Linked DNA regions of Homo sapiens: region 1 is linked to region 2. Evidence: chromatin loops called from intact Hi-C (ENCODE). Cell type or tissue: endothelial cell of umbilical vein. All regions are shown on one strand. Links, peaks and the distances in the headings refer to the core of each region. The heading gives the core; the rest is flanking DNA.

Region 1 (2,802 bases), core at 202-2,701, 310 kb after region 2:
GAAGCCTGAAGTGGGAGGATTGCTTGAGCCCAGGAGGTTGAGGCTGCAGAGACCCATGATTGCCATGATTGTACCACTGCACTCCAGCCTGGGTGACAAAGCAAGGCCTTGTCAAAAAAAAATGTGGTACATATATAACATGGAATACTACAGAGTCACAAAAAAAAGAATGAAATCACATCATTTGCAGCAACATGGATGCAGCTGGAGGCCATTATCCTAAGTGAGTTAACACAGAAACAAAAAACCAAATACCACATGTTCTCACTTATAAGTGGGAGCTAAACATTAGATACACATGGACAGAGAGATGGGAACAATAAGCATTGGGGAATCCAAAAGGGGAGAGGGAGGGAGGGGGAGAAGGGTTAATAAACTACCTGTTTGGCAATGGGATCATTAGAAGCCCAAACATCAGCATTACTCAATATACCCATGTAACAAATCTGTACACGTACCCCTTGAGTTTAAAATTTAAAAATTTTTAAAAAGGTCATCACTAGTTCGTGTATTCAACAAACATTTATTGAGCTCCTGCCTGTTCCAATCTGTGTCATGTTCTGTGAACCCCTAGCTGATGAAGACTTTGTTTTGGCAGTCAAGGAGCTCCTGGGCCAGAGAACTGTTCCCACTGCAGATATATACGGAGTACCCAAGGGACAACATGATCATCATCCTAGTCTCAGGCCTCCAGGAGAGGTCTCTGCACGCCAGGCCAACAGCTCTTTTGAGCTTGAGCTTATGTGCAGACCAGCAAAGAAAAATTTTCTTGTTGATATCTTTGTCCACAGCATGGGGGAAGGGAAAGAGAAGTGTATTTGTTTGTTCTCACACTGCTATAAAGACATACCTGAGACTGGGTAATTTATAAAGAAAATAGGTGTAATTGGCTCACAGTTCTGTGGGATGTACAGGCTTCTTCTGGGAAGGCCTCAGGAAACTTACAATCATGGCAGAAGGGGTGTGAGAAGCAAGCACATATTCACATGGCCGGCAGGAAAGAAAGAGAGTAAAGGGGGAAGTGCTACACACTCTCAAACAACCAGATCTCATGAGAACTCACTCGCTATCACAAGAACAGCAAGGGAAAAATCTGCCCCATAATCACCCCCCACTAGATCCCTACCCCAACACTGGGGATTACAATTCAACAAGAGATTTGGGTGACAACACAGAACCAAACCATATCAAGAGATTGCAAGGGCTTTGGGACTAGACCTTCAGTGAGGCTAATTGTTGAGAAGGAACAATACTCAGTCCAGCTCTGCTCAGCACATCATTATTGCAGTGGTCTAGCATCTCTTCCTGTCTTCTCCTCCAACTCAGACATTGCTGGGCCAAACTAGGTATTTTTTTTCAGATTTCAGCCTGACCATATCACTCCCTCTGGTGGACAGTTGTTGATTCTTTTTACCCAGCATCCATTTCTCCCTCTTCTTAAGCTTCTTTCATTGTTTCTCCTTCATCTCCTTTTTTGTCTCAAATACTGTCTCCCAAAAGATGCATTCTAGAAGTGAAGAAAACTAGGGGGCACCTGGATTTGAACCAGGGACCTCTTGATCTGCAGTCAAATGCTCTACCACTGAGCTATGCCCCCTGCTGCCATTATGTTTCCTATTAATATTATTTCAGCTTTGGAATCGTGTTGTATTAACATGATGGTAAGTGGCAGAGATTAAATTTCAGCTGATAGAAAATAAAATATAATGTAAATATCAGACAAGAAGCTGACTTCCAGGAACTCAAATGTTCTCAGGACTCTCTCCCTGTAGCTTTATTCTTTGGTTCCCTCTTAAGTTAGTTTTAATGTCTCAAACCCAACTCTCCACGCAGCTGAGACCCTGCCTCCAACATTTGTAGGTTCATAGCTCCACACTTTGATTGCCAGAGAGAAAAAGACTTGAGTCTAAAAAATTCTAGAGAAGGACTGTGGTTGGTTTGGCTTGGGTTCTGTGCCTATCCATGAGCAGCCACTGCCACCAAGGATTAAGATATGTAAGGGGTATAACCATTTCAGGAGTAAGGTCTTCTAAGAATATATCTGCCTCCACTCAGAATATATGTCTATAGTATGAGGAGAAAAGTGGTTCTCTAAAAGAAGTCAGGAGTAGCCAGGACATGGCCATGGGGGACCATCACTGCAGCCCTAGGGGCCTCTCAGTATTCTCAGCAGAGTGGAACATATTAAGAAAGACTAGCAACCTACTGCCTCTGCTAAACAGAGCCATGGGAAGCCCTGCACAGCCAGATTCCTTGATGAGTTTCATGCATTAATTCAATGAGCACTAGTAGGTGCCTCCTGTGTCCCAGACTCTAACAACCACACAATTCCCGGCCTCAGGAGCTAAAAGTTTAGTGGAAATGCCTGTCATGGCAATTCATGATAATAGCTCTTGGAATACAGAGGAGAGGGTGTAAATTACACACCTGACCAAAACTAGGGTAATGGCATGTTCCCTATTCAAAATGGGCTTTGCGTTCTGAAGGGCTTACTTAAACAAGGCAGGTGGGAAGGAATTCCATGTGAAAATGGCAGCAAGAGCAATGGATTCAGGTGCAGCCTTGACAAGAAAGTTCAAGGATGGTCATTGCACAGTGTTGGGTGAGACAATGGGGGAGGATCTTAGAGAGGCATCGAGGCCCAAGGCCTACAGTACAGCAGGACCTCCTTGCAGAATTAATAGTCAACATGGGCCCTGAGTGTGACCCCACTGGAGAAAAGGACCCATAAGAACTGCTGATGTGTTGGGGCCACAGCTTAGGGCACTGGACTGTAGGTCAAGAAGTTGGGGTTCAAATCCA
Region 2 (2,802 bases), core at 121-2,620:
GAGAGGGGAAGGAATCACGTGGAAGAGCTGAAGGGAAAAAAAAAAAAAAACAGGAAAAACCTGGGGCAGGTCCAGGGACATTCTCCTACAGCTCACGGGGTGAGTAGGGTGATTTTACCCTTTGTCGGATTTACTCCAAAAGACAAAATGATGCCAAAGGCTCCAGGCAGGAAATCTCTAAACCCCCTCATTTGAGGGACAATCGCCCAGAGATGAGAGGCATCAGAGAATAGCTAGGTTGTGCCTGCGACCCAAAGAAGCAAGTCGGACGCAGGAGCATCGGCAACACTATGAGTAAGGTCTTCGCCCACACGACTCCTGGGGCAATTCCATTTTTATACACTGAACGTACAGCCCACGCTGATGAAGAGAAACTAGGGGAGAATGTTCAGATCCCGGTCCCTAGGCCTGGCAAGCCCCATAGACCCCACATCACATGTCGCAGGTTCCCCAGCTGGAAAGAGCCCCACTCAGCCCAGGAATCTGAAAGGCAATGCGCCTCTGTAACCACGTGGGGGCCCCCGTCCAAGGCGCCCTCCATCCTCAGCCTCTTAAGGACTTTTAAATGTTTATTTTTCTCTCGTTTAAAAATACTATCCTTGTTATTGAAAAATAAAAACATGAATTGGGAAAATAAAATGCGTAAAAACGGCCTGTGCTCTATTAAAGAAAACTACTTAGTCTATGTTGACATTTGTATGCTTCCAAACTTTCAAAACTATAGATACACATATACACGGTATATAATACTACATATGATGTCATATATTGTTTTAAAGTGTTAATTTTAAAACAAAGACAGGATCGTTCTGGACAGGCTTTTTCTCTTAAAATATCATGAACATCTGTCCATACCAATTTCTTCCCCAAAATAATGTTCAATGATGGTATTGCGTTCCATTGCTCATGCCATTAAAAAATATTTACTGTAATAAACACATGGTAGAAAATGCTAAGTAGCATCTACCGGTATATTCCTATTGTTCGAAGTATTTATTCCACTTCAAACACAGATGGGGATGAGTTACAGCTGCCCCCCGAAAACAGCCCAAACCTCCAGGCCCAGGACCTCGGGCGGCAGAAGTGCCTGTTCGGCCGCGCCGGGGCCCAGCTGGGCGAGGGGGCCACACTGCCCGCGGTCACCGGGGAGGGCCCTGCCTGGAAGCCCCTGCTTGCCCGCGGGCGCGGCCAGGCGGGTCTTATGAGGGGGACTCTTTCGGTAACCGAGTCCCTCGGCCTGGGTCGCGGGGCCAGCGCAGTGACTGCGCGCGCACACGCGGCAGTCGGGGAAGGGGCGAGGGGTCGGCCAGGGGTCGCGGGGTCAGCTCCCGGGCGCGGGCCAGGCGGGGTCGCGCCTGCAGTTCGCCTCCGGAGCTGCAGGTGGGGCTGTGCGGCTGCCTGCCTCCAGGAAGCCTCATGTGCCTTCGTCGGCCGCGCCGGCTCCCAGGATACAGTGCGGACCGGCCGGGCGCTAAAGGCGTTGACGCAACTGCGGGCGGCGCAGGGCAGGGGCAGTCAGGGAGCAGCGGCGGCAGAGACAGGGCTGGGCGGGCGCCGCCTGCGGAGAGCACCGGGAGGCGGGCCCTGCGTGGGGCCGCGCGCAGCAGCGGCGACGACTTTATCTGGGCCGCGGGGGACAGCGCAGGGCCATGGAGGAGGCGGCCGCAGCTCCGGTAAGGGCGACCAGCGCGCGCACGAACTCGCGGCCTGGATTCCCCGGGCGACCCGGGCCCGGCACACGGGGGCTGCGGGAGCCGAGCCGTACTACCGCGCCTGGGGCTCCGGGGAACAGGGCCGCGGCGTCTGCCGGGGCCTACTGCGCTTGCCAGCCGGGCCCCCCACTCCGGGCCGAGCCCGAGCGCTGGCGGAACGGTTGTCCCCGCCCCGGGCCGCCCCACGCCAAGATCCTTGGCCCCTCCGGGGCTTCCTGCCCCCGCCCCAGCCGCTGAACCCTACATCTGCGTCCCCCCACCCGAGGCTCTTTTCTCTGCTTGGCGCTCGGCCTGTGGGTCCCTCCCCCAGCTCCCCCCAGCGGCTTAGTGGTACCTGGGAGTTGTGAGGCTTCGAATCCGCGTATACCGACACCCCTTACGTGCCCAGCTCCCCAGGGTCGGCGCGGAAGGGAATATAGAGCCAGGTACTGCACCAAGTCCTGTTGAGGCCTTAGTCTGTCCTTCTGTCCTCACAGCAAGCCTGTGGGATGGGTACTGGTGTTATCTCTGTCATGCAAAAGAAAAACCTGGGGCTTAGAGAAGTTAACTTGCCCAGGCTTGCACACCTGGAAGTGTGAAAAGACACACAGTGGCTGTGTGTTCAAGGACCAGGCAGGCAGGTACGCGGGCAATAATTGTGCAAAATAGGAAGGGGTGAGTGTTGGCGCCCAGGTGGAAGCTTGCGGTGGGCTCCGGGGGAAGGAGTGTCAGGGGGCCTCTTGGTACCGCTGTCCACCCCTCCTGGCCTGATGCTCTGCGCCTCTGTGATTTGAGCCGGGCTTTTAGGGACGGCTAGGATTTCAGGCCCAGCTAGACCGGTGGTGCTTTCAGGGAGGGAGGAGTGCCTGGGCAAAGGCGCAGAGAGACGGGACAGTGCAGGGCGTGTGCAGGCACAGAAAGGAGTCCATGAGCCTGGAGAAGATGGTTTTGGTTTGGAGGCAGTGGGAAAGGAGTCTGCAGAGAGAGACTAGGAAGGGGCTTGCATGCCAGGACTTCATCCTGCGGGTGGGCGGCCAGTGAGGGATCGGGCTCCTCTTACCATCAGCTCCTCTCAAGCAAAGAGTTTCGGCTTCCTGGCAGGAGTCCAAGG

The links. A loop is a pair of places that touch in the nucleus more often than their neighbours do. Peaks named below come from ENCODE experiments on the same cell type or tissue, not always from the same donor. Only the 100,000 strongest peaks of a DNase experiment are listed, where the experiment ranks them.
Region 1: a loop joins it to region 2, with 23 times the contacts of the local background. A loop is called at or near these places in 5 of 110 quality-filtered maps.

The regions. Positions count from the first base shown.
Region 1 is chr7:149,308,985-149,311,786 of GRCh38, reverse strand. It overlaps TRC-GCA1-1 (tRNA-Cys (anticodon GCA) 1-1), which reads right to left and starts at 1,597; the gene lies at 1,526-1,597. In endothelial cell of umbilical vein, for the core only: a CTCF peak has its summit at 1,386 (motif pointing left); a DNase peak (open chromatin) is centred at 1,406.
Region 2 is chr7:149,623,413-149,626,214 of GRCh38, reverse strand. It overlaps the pseudogene ZNF767P. Among named protein-coding and RNA genes, the nearest start is that of TRC-GCA9-3, 11 kb to the left of the region's middle. RefSeq lists silencers at 1,068-1,817, 1,838-1,937. In endothelial cell of umbilical vein, for the core only: CTCF peaks have their summits at 531 and 1,365; DNase peaks (open chromatin) are centred at 554 and 1,444; H3K4me3 peaks cover 1,666 bases; H3K27ac peaks cover 1,653 bases.